Linked DNA regions of Homo sapiens: region 2 is linked to region 1. The links are chromatin loops, found by intact Hi-C in ENCODE. Cell type or tissue: gastrocnemius medialis. All regions are shown on one strand. Each heading gives the region's core, and the rest is flanking DNA. Links, peaks and the distances in the headings are about the cores only.

Region 1 (8,056 bases), core at 1,405-6,404:
TCACGCCATTGCACTCCAGTCTGGGCAACAAGAGCGAGACTCCATCTCAAAACAAAACAAAACAAACAACAACAACAAACAATTCAAGGGGGAAATGAAAGTCTAAAACAATTGGATATCCCCATGAGTAAAACCAACCTTAATCCTTACCTCATAGTATACACAAAAATTAATTTGAAATGGGTCATAAGGCTAAATGAAAAAGCTTAAACTATGAAAGTTATAAAGGAAAGTATAGGAGAATATCTCCAGAACTCAGGAGTAGTCAAAAGTTTCCTAGTTCATAGCAAGCAATAATCATGAAAAACAAATTGATAAATTGAACTTTGTCAAAATTAAAAACTGCTCATGGAAAGACGTTATTATAAAAACTAATCAGCAAGCCACAGATTGGAAGAAAATATTCACAACACACAAACATCTGACAAAGAGACTATCCAAAGTATATAAAAGAACTCCTAAAATTCAGTAATCAAAAGATAACCAAATTCAAAAATGGGCAAGAGACTTGAACAGGAAGATGTACAAGCTACTAAGAAGCACATGAAGTAGCACATGCCATCATTTTTCATCAGGAAAATTCAGATGAAAGGTCCATTGAGAACTGACTATCCACCCACTAGAATGGCTACAAGTTTTAAGAGAAACTGACACCACTAAATATTGGTGAGGCGCTAGAACAACCAGAACTCTCATATACTGCTGCTGGAAATGCAGGACAATTTACCTGCTTCAGAAGACTATAGAAGAGCTTCTTCTAAAGTAAAACACACATCTTTTCTATGATCCAGTAATCCTACTCCTATTTGTTTATCCAAGAGAAAGGAAAGCATGTGTTCACAAAAGAACTCAGACAAGAATTCTCATAAACATTTTATTCATGCCTAAAAACTGGAAACAACCCAAATGTCCACCAATACAACAGATAAACTTTTGTATATTCATAGAGCGGAATACTACTCACTAATATAAAGAAATGAACTATATGCAACATTGGTGAATGTCTAAAATACTGTGCAGAGTGAAAGAAGCTACACACAAGAGAGTATATACAGTATGATTTCACTTGTATGAAATTATAAAACAAGCAAAATGAATCTATGGTGTAAGGAGGCCATGTAAAGAGAAAGAGAAGGCCAGCCAGCCCAGTATCCCAGCTGAGCCTAACCTAGATTGCAGAATAATGAGAAATAATAAAATGATTGTTGTTTTAAGCCACTAGGTTTTGGAGTGATCTGTTACACAGCAATCAATAATCAGCATCATTGCTTTCCTCATGGAATTGTCAGAAGTATGTGATATGACACATATGGAAGGGCTCTGTAAGTGGACAAGTGCTAAGCACTTGTGAGCGGCAGTTATCTCTGGGCATATGTGCAGATTGGGGTTAGTGCTCATTAGGGATATGTCCATTTGAGAATTAACCTGTGGAATTCAGAGGGTCTTACTACCCAACCAATATAACCTTTGGTTTCTTCTATCCCTCTCCTTCCTCTTGAGCAGCCATCCACAACTGCTTCTGGGGAAGAGAGAGAGAGAAAGAGAAAGAAAGATGTTCATGGTTTGTTAAAAAAATAAAAGAAAATAACATTTACAAATGGCCAGAGTAGAAAAGATGTACCAATTTCATTTATCTTGTTAAGGAATGGGGCTAGATTGAAGATTAGCCAATGCTTATAATTTTTGAGGCTCTAAGAAATACCTTTGAAGTTAGAGAAGGATGGAGAGAAGTGAGAGGGAGTCACCATGGTCTAAGGGGCTGGTCCTCAATCTGGTCCGTGACATGTTGATCAGGCTCAGGGAAATTAAATTAAATGAACCAAATTCCCAAGAAACTGCTTGATCAACCAGAACGCCAGTTTATCCACTTGCAATGAGAAATGCAATTTCCAAGCCACAGTATTTGGTTCTGTCAGGTGGTAAGGAGAAGATTACCCTGGGAAACCAGATTACTTGACCTGGTAAGAGTTTCATGTCTGGAAACATGGGGAAGTGAGGACATGCGGAGAATCATGAGCAGGTGGAGCACTTTGGGCGTGCTGAGTAATGTCAGTGGACTGTTACACAAAGCTTAGGTAACGCATCTTTCATGCACCTGGAATCTGCAATCTAACAGATTTCTAACCAGGCTGAGAGGATGCTCTCAGTCCTGCCAGTTTATGGACTTACAGGGATGTAAGGAACTCAAGACAGGGAAATAGCCTCTGTCTCCAAAAGGATAGCGGAGATGAGGTCCCTTTTTTATTTTTTAAAAAAACAATATAATATAATTGATGGATTCAGACCGTTCACGAGAGACTATTACCTCCACGCCCAGCTCAGGCACCTTCTCTAGAATCCCTTTCCTAATAATGTAAGTGCCCCTGTCACCTCCATCTATCCATTTTTGTTCTTTTAAGCCTATTTTATATTATTTGCTTATATGCCAAACCCTAAACGATGAGTTCTTGAAGGTTAAAATTATGTTTTATTCATCTTTTTTCACTAGCCCCCGCATAGTCGCTGGCATACATACCGTGGTGCTCAATAAATGCATGTGGCATTAACTAAAAGTTTGCTGTTTCTGGAATTCGTCTGAAACCTGAAACACTGCAACAACATCTCACTTAGAATGTTGCCTTACCCTTTTGCCATAATTTTAGAGTGAGGAAGTAGAGGTCACTAGATTACGTGTCCTTTTATGAAGAACCTACAGCTCAGGGCAGAAAGGCACTTGCCGGAATCACCCTGCCAGGGAACTCTGAACCCCGCTGCGCCGCCGCTCCTGATCTCTGGGGTTTCAGGCGCCTCCTCTCTTACAACCCTCTCCTGGGGAAGTAAACCCCATCAAGACACCACCACATCCTTCCCCAGCGACTCAGCCTGGGGTCACAAAGGCCTTTACGTCCCACTGAAAAACGGTTTTCTTTCATTTGTGCCCATTCGTTCTTGCAGCCCCTTCCCCAGATCGAAGACTAGGGTCTTAGTAAGGAGAGGTAAGGAGGGAGGGGAAGAACCTGCCTGGCCCCCCGCGGAGCTCTGCAGGGGGCGTCGCGGCTGCACGCCAGCGCCCGCACCACCCCAGGCGGGAAGGGAGTTATCACACAGGGGGTCGCACGCAGATCTCGGGGACCGTGGGTGCCACGAGGTCAAACTGGCAGAGGGAGACGCTGCAGCTGCTGTAACAGCAAGGAAAGCCGAAGCCCCCTTAGGGGATACTTTACAAAATTATTTTAATCACCGTGCAAACCTAATAACTTGACCCAAGCGCAATCACCTGTATTCACCCAGAGTAAATATTCCTAAAATCCCGTTCAGTGTGTCTGTGTCTCTCCCGCCTCTTTCCGTTTCAGGCAAATGTCTACCCCCCCTCTCCCCCCACCGTTAACACCTCTCTGCAGCGTGGGAAACAGTGCCCAGCAGCTCAGTCCTCCGCTTCCCGCTCTGCTTTTTGCATCCCATTCGGACTTATAGGAAGTAGTTATTTTTTGGTGGTGGTGGAAACTGGGCAAGAAAGAAGACGCTAAGCTTGGCCGGGGCCAGGAGAAATATTGAGAAGGGTCGTTACCTTCCATCCGATCTAAACCAATCATCTCAAACTTGGCTACTCTTTGGAACCACCTGGGGAGCTTTAAAAATTATGGACGCCCTGATAGCACCGCAGAGGTTCTGATCTAATTGATCTGGGATGCGGCCTGGGTATCGCGATTTTTTTAAAACTCCTCAGGTTATTCCCAGCTTGAAAACTATGGATATAAATTTCTCATTCCTCTTCCCACCCAGACCAAAAAAAAAAAAAAAAATCTAAGCCTAAGTTGATGGCCCAGGGAATCTGGCACCTGCTCCCCTGCAACCAGCCAGTGCTGCAAGGTCCCCGAAAATCGGCGCGAGCGGCGACGCTAAACACGCGGCGGCGGGGCGAGCGGGCCAGGCGGGCGGTGCCGCGCGTGGCCCCGCCCCCGCACGCCTATGGGCGCGAGGTGCGGGCCCTGACGTCACTCTTGTCAGGGCCGCGGCACATGGGCGGCCGGATGCGCTGAGCCCGGCGCTGCGGGGCCGCGGAGCGCTGGGGAGCAGCGGCCGCCGGCGCGGGGAGGGGGGTGGGGTGGGACGGCGCACCGCCTCCGGTGCTGGCACTAGGGGCTGGGGTCGGCGCGGTGTCTTCTGCCCTTCTGCAGCCGTCGACATTTTTTTTTCTTTCTTTTTTTCAATTTTGAACATTTTGCAAAACGAGGGGTTCGAGGCAGGTGAGAGCATCCTGCACGTCGCCGGGGAGCCCGCGGGCACTTGGCGCGCTCTCCTGGGACCGTCTGCACTGGAAACCCGAAAGTTTTTTTTTAATATATATTTTTATGCAGATGTATTTATAAAGATATAAGTAATTTTTTTCTTCCCTTTTCTCCACCGCCTTGAGAGCGAGTACTTTTGGCAAAGGACGGAGGAAAAGCTCAGCAACATTTTAGGGGGCGGTTGTTTCTTTCTTATTTCTTTTTTTAAGGGGAAAAAATTTGAGTGCATCGCGATGGAGAAAATGTCCCGACCGCTCCCCCTGAATCCCACCTTTATCCCGCCTCCCTACGGCGTGCTCAGGTCCCTGCTGGAGAACCCGCTGAAGCTCCCCCTTCACCACGAAGACGGTGAGCGCTGCCGCGGCCCCGCTCCGGGAAGGGACGACGCTCCGGGGGTCCCCCTCCGCGGCCGGGCACGCCCGCTGGAGCATCCCCCAACCCCGCTCCCGCCCTGTCCCGCGGCGCCCCGGCCCCGCGCTGATGAAATTGAGGAGCTCACCCAGCACCCTTCCTCCCCTTCCTCCTCCTCCATGAAAGGGGAGGGACCCCTCCTGAGCTACATTTAAAAGAGCTTCGGGCACCCGGCCTCCCTGGGTCCCGCTCCTGCGGCGCGGGTGGGAGGTGTAACTTGACAGGTCAGGATCGTTCCCTAGAACGAGGCACACCCGCACGCAGAGCGAGCCCGCCTGCGGAGGGCAGAGCCTCCCGGGCTGGGGAGGAGAAACCCTGGGGCCTGGTTCTGTGCGGGGCAGGGGGCGGGGGTCGGCTTGAGGGAGGGGGTTTCACTGCGTAGCCTGGGTTTTGGGGTTGTGTTACAGCTTCTGTTACTGGTTAGTATTTGGAACTCACGAGGTGTGAGAGAAGACTCGTTTTCTTCTGGTGAAGGGTAGCTGAGAAAGCGGGGTGGGGGCTGGGGCCGGTGGGGGGAGTGGTCTCTCGGCGGGAAGCCGTGCACGCCTCCAGCGTTGACACTTTCCCGGTGCACTTTTTCTGGTGGGAGGGGAGAGCGGAGCAGGCTCACGTGTAACCGCGCAGGAGCCTCCTCTGGCTTGAGCCCTTTCTTGGTAAGTCCCAAACCTTCCCAAGACAACCTTGGCCTTAGCAGTAGAGGAGGGGTACGTGTGATGAGGCCCCAAACCCGGCTAAGTGATGCCACGGATTTGGGTTGATGCGATTTCATGCCTTCGGTATCACAGTAGCAAATGCGAACCGTGCGGCTCACAGTGTAAAGTTCTGAAAGGTTATTTGGCTACAAATAGCTTGGGAGTACTTGCACCTTCTTTTCTAGGAGAGGACAACCTGTTGCATTGCAAGAGTTTGCAATCTGCAGATGATAGCCAGGGACCCCTCCCTAACTATCCTTTAAGGAAGAGCATTTGGGAGGAAGGGGCTGCCTGCAGGCTTTTGCATCTGTGGGTGTTTTAAGTCAGATTTTCAGATGAGATGGTAGAGGGTTAGAATGGATGGCAGTGGAGGCTGTGTTTCTCTGAAGATGAAACTCAGAAGCAAATTCCTTAATCCCAGATTCCACCCACGACTGAATACTAGAATTGGCAAGATCCGGAATGCTTGTTAAAGACCTAATGGGCGAGCAGTACTTCCAGGTAGCAAATAGCTGCATACTTCCAACATAAATGTATAGAATAACTCACCTTTTCCAATAGCTCTGCTTTTGAAAGGTTTTGTAAATGCATACTCTTTGTAAATTGGATCATACTCAAATGTTTGGAGAAGAGAAGGAAGAAAACACTTTGTATTTTTTTAAACTCCTTTTGTAAAAATCAGTGTGCCCCAGTGGCTTTAGAAGCAAACACATGTGAGCTCAGAAAGTTCTCATTCTCTGCCAACATGAGGCATTGGTCAAGTTCCCTCAAGTCTCAGAGCCTCCGAGTCTTTGTTGTAAATGGAGGTAATTGTTATTTTGCAAGTTTATTGTGAGATTTTTGAGATAATATATGGAAAGAACCAGGTATCCAGTAGGTACTCTAAACATGATGTTAAAGAAGGGTGGAAGGTCCCTGCTTTACCAAAATTAAGACCACTAACTCACTGGCTTTGTAAGTCTGAATGACCTCCTATTGCTGCTGTGATGAATTCCTGGAAGATAATTCAAGCCTGGTTATTGGCTGTTGTTTTCTTAAAAATGACAGCAGTTGTATATAATCACAGATGTTATATTCCTATTTTAGGTTTAAGTTATTACTCTTCTCAAATAATGTGCTGAGACTGTTCTCTGGTTTTTATCCTAGATCAGCCTGTAGCCCTGCCCCAAGGACTAGTGCCTTCTTTCCAAAGTAAATAGGAAGATGTTGAAAAACAGGCAGAGATCCACGTCCTGCCTGAACTTTTAACTCTAGATCTACAAAAGACAGCAGCCAGAGAAGGACCCTGCCATTCGTGAGAAATAGTCTTATAACAGGCCAGGAAAAGTGATAAAAGAGCGGTATTGTTTTTCTTTTCTTTCTTTTTTTTTAAGTCCAGCTTTCCCTTCTTCTGCAGCATTTAGTAAAGATAAAGACAAGGAAAAGAAGCTGGATGATGAGAGTAACAGCCCGACGGTCCCCCAGTCGGCATTCCTGGGGCCTACCTTATGGGACAAAACCCTTCCCTATGACGGAGATACTTTCCAGTTGGAATACATGGACCTGGAGGAGTTTTTGTCAGAAAATGGCATTCCCCCCAGCCCATCTCAGCATGACCACAGCCCTCACCCTCCTGGGCTGCAGCCAGCTTCCTCGGCTGCCCCCTCGGTCATGGACCTCAGCAGCCGGGCCTCTGCACCCCTTCACCCTGGCATCCCATCTCCGAACTGTATGCAGAGCCCCATCAGACCAGGTAAGTGCCCTGAAGATTCTCCCTTCAGAAAGGGAGGAGGAGGGTGAATGGGACAGGCAAGGTAGAGTTAGCATAAACATCTTAACACTCAGGTTTTAGCAAAGATCCTAAGAGAGGTACCTTCTTCTGCTCCACTCCTGGCAGAGGCTCTCCCACTTTAATGAGCATCCATATCACTCATCTGGAGAGTCCGGTAAATACAGACTCTTTGTATCTACCCCTAGAAATTCTGATTTTGCAAGTCTGGAATGAGGGCCCAGGAATATGCATTTTAACCAGCTCCCCCATGGGATTCTAATGCAGCTGATCCAAGGGCTGCAGTTTAAGAAATAACTTACAGTTAATGATTTGGATAATTTAAGCCTCCATCGCATCTTGTATCTCTTTTCCTCATTCCCTAAACACGTAGATAACAGGTAGACTCTCAATAGGGTTTGGTTTACCTATATTCACTCTTGTCTGTCCTGAAGGAAAAAAAATGTGAGTAGGGATATGGGGCAGGTATTTTTTTTTCCATCCTTTTCATCTTGTTTTGTCATTAGCTGAGAAGTAGAATCTAAAAGCAGGCTCTCATATTGTGTTTCTGAGCCTTCTTCAGGACCAGACTCCATCTCTCTCGTTGCTATTCCCATAAACCCAACTGTTCTTATCTTTTTTTTTTTTTCATTTTCATCTGTCTATCACACTCAGTCCACCTGTATCAAAGCCCACAAGGCTGCAAGGTCAGCTGTAAATGATCTTGAAATAGTACACAAAAATATCACCTGAAATGACCAGTACTTCAAAACCCACTGCTAATGCTCAGATATAAACACAGATTGAAGGAGCTTTGAATTCATGCCTTTAGCACCCTGTAGTACCAAATGAACAGGAAGAAAGACGATTTCATGTGCACAGGTAACCAGGAACAAAGATTCAGCCAGATAAATCATCCGGAAGGTCACAGAGCTGAG
Region 2 (8,056 bases), core at 1,887-6,886, 470 kb after region 1:
TTTCTTCCATCAGGGCACACAGAAGGGCACCGAGTCTACTTTGAATTCCAGCTGTACATTTGTACCCAGTTAATGAATCTGCTGTTGATAACTTTGGATGACTTCCAGTATGATGGACTCAGTAGTCTCAGGGAAACCTTGCTTCCCTGATTTATTTCTTGCTATTTATTTTCTAAGTTTAACTTAGTTTGCAAAACTTTCTTTACAGCACTGATAGGGCTTGATTACCTTATTTTTACAGCGCTAATAGGGCTTGATCATCCTTTTTCTAGAATCTAGGTTATAGCATGAGGTTTTGGATCGCTTCCACAATAAAATGAACATTTCTGACTCTCCAATATTATGCAATTAAAATTAGCCATTAACTGAAAGTCGAGAAACTTGAGTTTGATTCTTTTCCTCTTTGTGGCTTGGGCAAGTCACCCAACTTCTGAGTGCTCTATTGTCAGATCTCAGGATTCCATCTGTAGATACTTCATTATTCTTTTCTTAGAAAAAAAAATCCTATCTGGGCTCAGAATATCAGAGAACTGAGACAAGACAACTTGGGGAAATAGCTAACACTACTACACAAGCTACCAGAACAGCTGTAGGAAGCCTCTTTTTTAAAAAAATATTCCCTGATGCAACATCTGTCAGCAAAGCCACTGACCTTTTACTGTGGATAGTCATCTATTTCCATGTGAAGAGAGTCACAGGCGTCTGGCTCGGGGACTGACTGCAGCACAAAGGTTTTCTTCAGTCCCAATCAGAAATTCTAGGTTTTCAGGTTCGCACACTAATTTTCACTCCTTCTTACCCAAAGCCAATGCAGTAAGGAGCATGGGGTGTCCAATACCATAATAAACTGTAAACTGCATTTGAAAGGAAAGCAGCAGGGGCCAGAACTCACACTTGTGGAGCCTCACCCTGCTGTGACTGACATGACGTAAGTCGGAGACCTCGGTTCACAGTTTTATGTGACAGGACACAGGAGCAGCCAACTTTAGGGAAGACTGATAGGAAAGCCCAAGGGTGAATCTCTCTGGGAACAGGAAGCATGTACCGCGGGACCAACAAGGCTTTTGGACAGAGAACTTTCACGGGTTTTGTAGAAGCAACTGGGCTCCCCTGAGGCTGCCAAGAGGGTGTGCTCTGATCACATGGACTGTGCATTTCCTTAGAGCACCTCCCTTCCCAGCCCACGGAATCCAGAAAGAAGCTGCTGTGCTGCTGTGTGACCTCCATCAGTGCAGTGGATTCCTTTATAAGCACACAGTTCTCATAAGCAGAGAAAAACGTAACACTGTATATTCCTCTCTTCTCCAAATTTTCTTATTTTCTTTTTGGTAAGGTTACAATCTTACCACTGTCAAATATGTCCTGTACACCAGGGAGGATTTGTGCTACCTGCCTCAGAATCACACAGGGTGCTTGCAAAAAATACAGGTTTCTGGGCTCCACCCCAGACCTACTACATTACTGCATCAGGATAGTGTGTGTGTGTGTGTGTGTGTGTGTGTGTGTGTGTGTGTGTGTGTGTTGAAAGGTCAGAAACTTGTGTTTTTTATCTGCATCCATATGAAGTTTGAGATCCTCTGCTTAATGCTAATACAGAAAGCTATCAAGTTTGCAAATCCGGCCTCACCCCTCTTTAAAACCCATCCATGATTCCCCCTCATCTGAGGTCTAGAATCTCTACATGACACACAAGTCTTCCCATGAGCTGGCCTCTCCCTTTCTTTCCAGTCTCAGCTCCAGCTTGGATCAAATTACAAATCACAAACAACACATTATTTTATGTTTGTCATGCTTTGTTGGTTCCTACTCTTGGAGGCTCAAGATGATGTCTACTCATCTTTTCATGACTACCTCAAGCATCACCTGCTTCTAGAAACCTTCCCTGGTAAGTCCTCCTCTATTTTCAGACTAGGCAGCATGAGGTCCCTTCCCCCATGTTCCCGTAATGTTTATGCCAGTGTTTCTCAATCTGAGTACTTTTGACATTTGGGGCTGGATAATTATTTATTGTGAAGAGCTGTCCTGTTCGTTGCAGAATGTTTAGCAGCATCTCTGGCCTATACCCACTCTATGCCAGTAGCAACCCCTCCTCTCCTGCACAGTTGTGACAACCACGAATGTCTTCAGACATTGCCAAATCACCCTGGCGTGAAAATGTTCCTGGCTGAAAATACTGCTCTGTGCTTACATGTATCATAGCCCTCAAAAAATAGTGTGGAAAGTGGCTGTTTGCTTGTTTATCTTCTCTAATCTAAAAGACTGAGAGTTTCTTAAGAGTAACGAGTGTACAGAATTAACCTTTGTGTCCCCTACACTAAAGCACAACATCTAATGCATAGTTAGACATAAAATACACATTTCTTGAGCAAAGCGTTATTGATGGACTAGATGTCAGAAACCCTAGCCAATCTTGGTTGGCTCTACTGCTTGCAACGTTGTGACTGTGGACAAATAAGTCAACAGCTCCGTGCCTCAGTTTCCCTTATTTGGAAAATGGGGGTAATAGTGCCCTCCTTGCATATTTGGGTCATTATGCAGGTATGGGAAAGTATAAAGTGCAGGAAGAACCCTGGTTATAGTAATGTGACCTAAAGGTTGCTGCTCTCATATTTGCCTTCTCTGGAAACATTGAAAGTTCAGGGCCACCCACACAATATCATCCACTTTAACAATAGCTGGAGGATTTCATTAATGCAGAACATTATAAATGTGAGAAATCTTATGGAAAATGATTGAACCTCCAGTATGGAATGAGACCAACATAATTGTTAAAAGAATTCTCTTAACATAATGCTGTACAGCACACTATGAATATCCTAAAGGTCAAACGCTCTCATCCGTATCTGTTATGCCTCCTGCTAAAGACTCAACCAGGCCTAAAGGAGCCTTCTCTGCTACAGACCTGTCTGATTTTCTGTTCTTGAGGAACTGCAAATCCCATTCTTTGCACCCTCTTCTGTCCTTCTTCCTTTCTGCTCTGTGCTAGGACAGCCAGCTGCTTCCTTGCTTCCTGACTCTTAATATCAGTTATAGGAAATTAGCAGGTTTTGCATTGGGATGCCTCTCCTATTATTTATTACCTTCAAGAAGAGCTTTGTCTCTCTTTCATTGTCTCTTTCTCTGTCTCTCTCAGTCTCTCTGTATCTCTCTCTCTCTCTCTCTCTCTCTCTCTCTCATCTCTCTCTCTCGTTCTCTCTCTGACTCTCTGTCTCTCTCTCTCTCTCTGATTATTTTATGACTTCCTTTTATACTTTGTCCATTCCACTACTGTTGCCTCCGTGCTATCCAAGCACTGTGGTAAGCTGATTTATATACAGTATCACTCTCCCTACTTTTACAGAAATAATTAGCTTCCAGATTGTGTTCAGCTAAGAAGCACCCCTGTTGCATGGAAATGTGGACTGTGCTTCTCCCTTCACCACCATCAACCCCCACCCCCCACCAGCTGCAGCTGGCCAGGCTTTCTTGTTAACCATTTCATGCCCCAAACACTTAGAGTACAAAAGCACTTAAAAACTGTAACATTCTCTACAAACGTGTCAAAAAGTCCTAAACACATATACTGACAGTGCAACAAGAAGGCTTGGAAATTATCTAATCTAGCTCTTTCACTTTAGATTTGGGCATATTGAAACCTGAAGAGGTTAAGTGACTCACTCGTTACCATTTTCTTTGCATTTCTAATCATCTCAAAAGGCAATCTGAATCATTCTGTAATCTTTTTAGTGTATCATGACTAATCTTTATTTTCCAATCTTTCCTATACTTCATGGTCCCCTCTTTTAAGCTTGAAATAGTAAGTTCCTTTTAGTATAGGCTTTGGAGATGTTTCATCTGAAAGAGGTGATAGATGTTGTTTTTAAAACACTGAGTTCTATGTATCTGTTTTTACAAGTAGCACAAGGTTTAGGGTAATTAACAAGTTTTTATTTTTTGCATATATTTAGCTATGGGAGAATATATATCCATGTTTAGATTTACTATGGTACATCTATTTATTTATTTTAAAATTTTATTGTGGTAAGAACACTTAACATGAGAACTACTTAATTATTGTTGGCTATATCAGAATTGAGTCAGTTTTCCATATTATCCAGTAAAGTATGTTCACTTTGAAAAAATTTTTCAATGTGCATTTTACTATATTTTTCCTAAAGGCATGGAAATTCTTATTTAAATATTTCCTTTTTAGCTCATTGTATTAGTCTGTTCTCACGCTGCTAATAAAGACATGTCCAAGACTGGGCAATTTATAAAGGAAAGAGGTTTTATTGACTCACAGTTCAGCATGACTGGGGAGGCCTCAGGAAACTTACAATCATGGCAGAAGGGAAAGCAAACGTGTCTTTTTTCACACGGCAGCATCAAGGAGAAGAATGAATGCTCAGCGAAGGGGGAAGCTACCTATAAAACCATCAGATCTCATGAGAACTAACTCACTATTATGAGAACAGGATGGGGAAAACTGCCCCCATGATTCAATTATCTCCACCTGGTTCCTCCCAGGACATGTGGGGATTATGGGAACCACAATTCAAGATGAAATTTGGGTGGGGACATGGCCAACTCATAGTACTCATTAACCTTAATACATCATTTGCTATCCTTTGAAAAAAATCCTTCTCAAGGCTGTGTTAATCTGTTTATAACCTACGATTAAAGTTTTCAAAATAAATTTTCAATAGGAGACTACAGTGTATAAATTATATGTCAGTGCCTGGCATAAACTAGACACTCATTTATTTTTAGTTCCCTATACCCACTAAAAGTATATGTTTTGACTTTCCCTATAAAATAATGCCAAACATTTCACGATGTGATAGCCAAACTGAAATTATGCTTCTATGATCTTTCAGAAATGTTCTTGGATAAATGAGTGAAAAGGAAATAAAAATAACCTTTAAGTGTTAGGAAACCTTTCAATCCAGCTACACACCAGCTTTACCCACTCACTTCCTTCTCTCTTCTGCGCCCTCTACCGACTACCAACTGCAAGTCTGTATTAAATTAGCAAATTTAACTGTTTTGAACAACAAAAAAGCAATTTTCCCCAGCCTATGCCTGAAAGTCATTAAAACACAAATGATTGCTTTAAAGAATCATGTTGTCTTTTTTCTTTTTTTAGTGGCACCAGGAAAACCTAGCTATAATGTAAAAAATGAGACAATATAGATAAACCTAAGTAAAAAATAAAAATCACATCAACTCCACCTTCAACAGAACTACCAATATTTTTTGTATCTTCACTCTGCCTTCTCTACATAATATGTACGTTATTTTTCTTATAAAAATGGGATTATATATTTTGTATATAATTTGTATAAACTTTCTCTTTTTGTATTAACCATCCATGGCAAACTCTTTTCATGTCAATAAACGGATAATCAGAAATGGCTACATCGTGTTCCATTGCAAGGATGTCCCACAATATCTTTGTGGGCACACATTAAGTCTGCTTCCAGCTTTTCTTGTTGCTTTTTTTAAAAAATTTCCTCTCATGTCTCATCTTCTCCATGAATATATGATAGAAACTAGGGCCAATAGTGATAATAATTAATCTCAGGGGCTACAAATGACAGGTATCTCAATATACACACTCTTTTGTTAAATACTTCTGCCTCATTCCATTTCCTATACTGCTTATTCTTTCCTACTAAATTGCATCTAAATATGCAGTATTAGTTCACATTTAGTGTGCACACAATAGTGAACATTTTGTAAAGATGTAAATTTTTTTCTCAATAAAATTCAAGAATTTTCACCTCCAAAAATGAGAGTTGGCTTTCATGAAGAAGGTAAAATCTAAATACATAAAAATAATGAGAGAAAAAGATAAGAAATAAGGGCTCCTAATACAAGGGATTTAGTCTATGCAAAGTAGAAATTCCAGAGAATATAATGGAACTGAAAGAACACAAGCAAAGGTGAAAACAATAGAAGGAGAACATTTTGAGCCAAAGAAATATTTAAATTTGATACTTAAAAAGATTAACTGAAAAGAAATGGAAAAAATATCCCCATGTTTCTAGATATATCCAGGCAAAATTCTTGAATATAAAAGACAAAACTTTCTATGAGAATCAAGGCTTTACACCTGTAATCCTAGCTTTTTGGGAGGTCGAGGCGGGCGGATCACAAGGTCAGGAGATCGAGACCATCCTAGCTAACACAGTGAAACCCCGTTTCTACTAAAAATACAAAAAATTAGCCAGGCGAGGTGGTGCGCGGCTGTAATCCCAGCTCCTCGGGAGGCTGAGGCAGGAGAATGGCATGAACCCCGGAGGCGGAGCTTGCAGTGATCTGAGATCGCGCCACTGCACTCTAGCCTGGGCGACAGAGCGAGACTCCGTCTCAAAAATAAATAAATATAAAAAATAAAAAGAATCAAGGCTTTAAAAGCCTCATGTATTCTATAAGGGAATAGAAGTCAAGCCATTTTCCCCAAAGCTGAATGCCAAGCAGTCACTGTTTACAGAATTTTGAGCGTGAAATCAAATTAGGAACTCATGAATAGTGAAGATGTAGTTTACAAGTACTCAAAGTAAGCAATAAGGTCATACTTTAAAAACATTTTACAAAAGTAAAACTATAATTCTTTACAGAGAACAGGCATGTCTTAAACCACAATAATACTAATCCAGATTTTTATTCCGAGGTATAAGCAAATCCAGGAAACGGCAGATGTTAGTGAGAGGAAGTATAAACTTAATATATTTATTTTACACAGAGAGAGTCAGAAATAATTTTTTTCTTTATACTAACATACATGATATATCTATTCAAAACCTAAAGGTAACTATAAATAAGATTGTCTCTTTTTTTTAAATAATTTCACTTCTTCATTTCTAATGTTCCTTCTTTTAAAAGACAGTCATATAGGATGGATGTCTATTTTAGTTGTCTATTCCTGCATAATAAACAACCCCAAATATCAGTGGCTTAAAAGAACAAGAGTTATTTATTTTGCCTGTGAATCTGTAATTTAGCCCAGGCTCAGTGGTGAGAGCTCATCTCTGTCTGCTCCAGATAGTGTTAGCTGGGGCAGTCCAACAGGATTGGACGGGTGGGTGGGAGGATCTGCTTTCAAGAGGACGCCTTGATATGGCTGGCAAGTTGGTGCTAACTGCGACTGGGGAGCTCAGGCTCCAGAGCTGTTGAGGCCAGGCTGTTGGTCAGGCGCTTTAGATGTCCTCCAAGACATAGTCTTCATAAGATGCTTGGGCTTCCTCCTGGGATGGTGTCTGGGTTTTGGGTTCTAAAATGATGTCCAAGTTCTGACTTTGTAGGCAAGAAGTTTGAATTGTATATAATGCACTGTCAAGTCATTGGAGCATTTTAGGGAGGGAGTGTCATGATCTCTGGGTTCTGAGAGAGCTCCAAAAGAAACAGGAAGCTGTTTATCTTTTATGACCAAGTCTTGGAGGTCACAGAACATCACTTCTGATGTAGTCAGAAGTCTGCTCCAACTTAAGGTGAAGGAACACAGGCTCTACCTCTTGGTGAGAGAAGTGTTAAAGTCATATAAGAGATTATGTGGGAAGAGAAATACTGTTGTGGCCATTTTTGAAAAATACAATGAGTCTATCTTCAAAATGCTAAAGGAAAAAAAAGGCTTTGTTTAAATTTTAAATTTAATTTTATATTTTTAGAGATGGGTTTCACTCTGTCACCCACGCTGGCACAAGCATAACTCATTATAACCTCCAATTCCTGGGCTCAAGTGATCCTCCTGCCTCAGCCTCCCAAATAGCTGGGACTATAGACCTGAGCCACCATGCCTGGCACAAAAAAGTATTTTTAAAATCCCCAAATAGATGCCCTTATTTGGCTTGGTGGTTATGAGAAATGCCTTGGAATAAAGGGATCTGGATTTGAATCCCATTTGTAATATTTACTTTCTGTATATCTGTAAAAATGTCCTTTAGTCTTCTTAAACCATCTGTTAAATGGAAATATTGATACTTAATTCACTGGGTTTGTAGTGAGATAATATACTTTTAAGTACTGCGCATGGTCACTGACACATATTATACTGTCAATAAACGGTATTTTTTGT

Evidence for each region. Hi-C counts contacts between places; a loop is a spot of excess contacts. Peaks named below come from ENCODE experiments on the same cell type or tissue, not always from the same donor. Only the 100,000 strongest peaks of a DNase experiment are listed, where the experiment ranks them.
Region 2: it touches region 1 in a loop (5-fold over the local background); 2 of 110 quality-filtered maps call a loop at or near these places.

What each region holds. Positions count from the first base shown.
Region 1 is chr17:55,260,984-55,269,039 of GRCh38, forward strand. HLF (HLF transcription factor, PAR bZIP family member) reads left to right here and starts at 3,977. Exons shown (of 4, transcript NM_002126.5): 1 at 3,977-4,616; 2 at 6,768-7,103. The coding sequence starts at 4,502. RefSeq lists a silencer at 3,781-4,100. In gastrocnemius medialis, for the core only: no CTCF peak of the experiment used is centred there; DNase peaks (open chromatin) are centred at 3,388, 3,888, 4,908 and 5,370; H3K4me3 peaks cover 2,566 bases; H3K27ac peaks cover 2,357 bases.
Region 2 is chr17:55,731,019-55,739,074 of GRCh38, forward strand. It overlaps a transcript of TMEM100 not described here. Among named protein-coding and RNA genes, the nearest start is that of TMEM100, 12 kb to the left of the region's middle. RefSeq lists a cis regulatory region at 6,865-7,561. In gastrocnemius medialis, for the core only: CTCF peaks have their summits at 4,969 (motif pointing left) and 5,178; DNase peaks (open chromatin) are centred at 2,103 and 4,981; H3K27ac peaks cover 1,601 bases.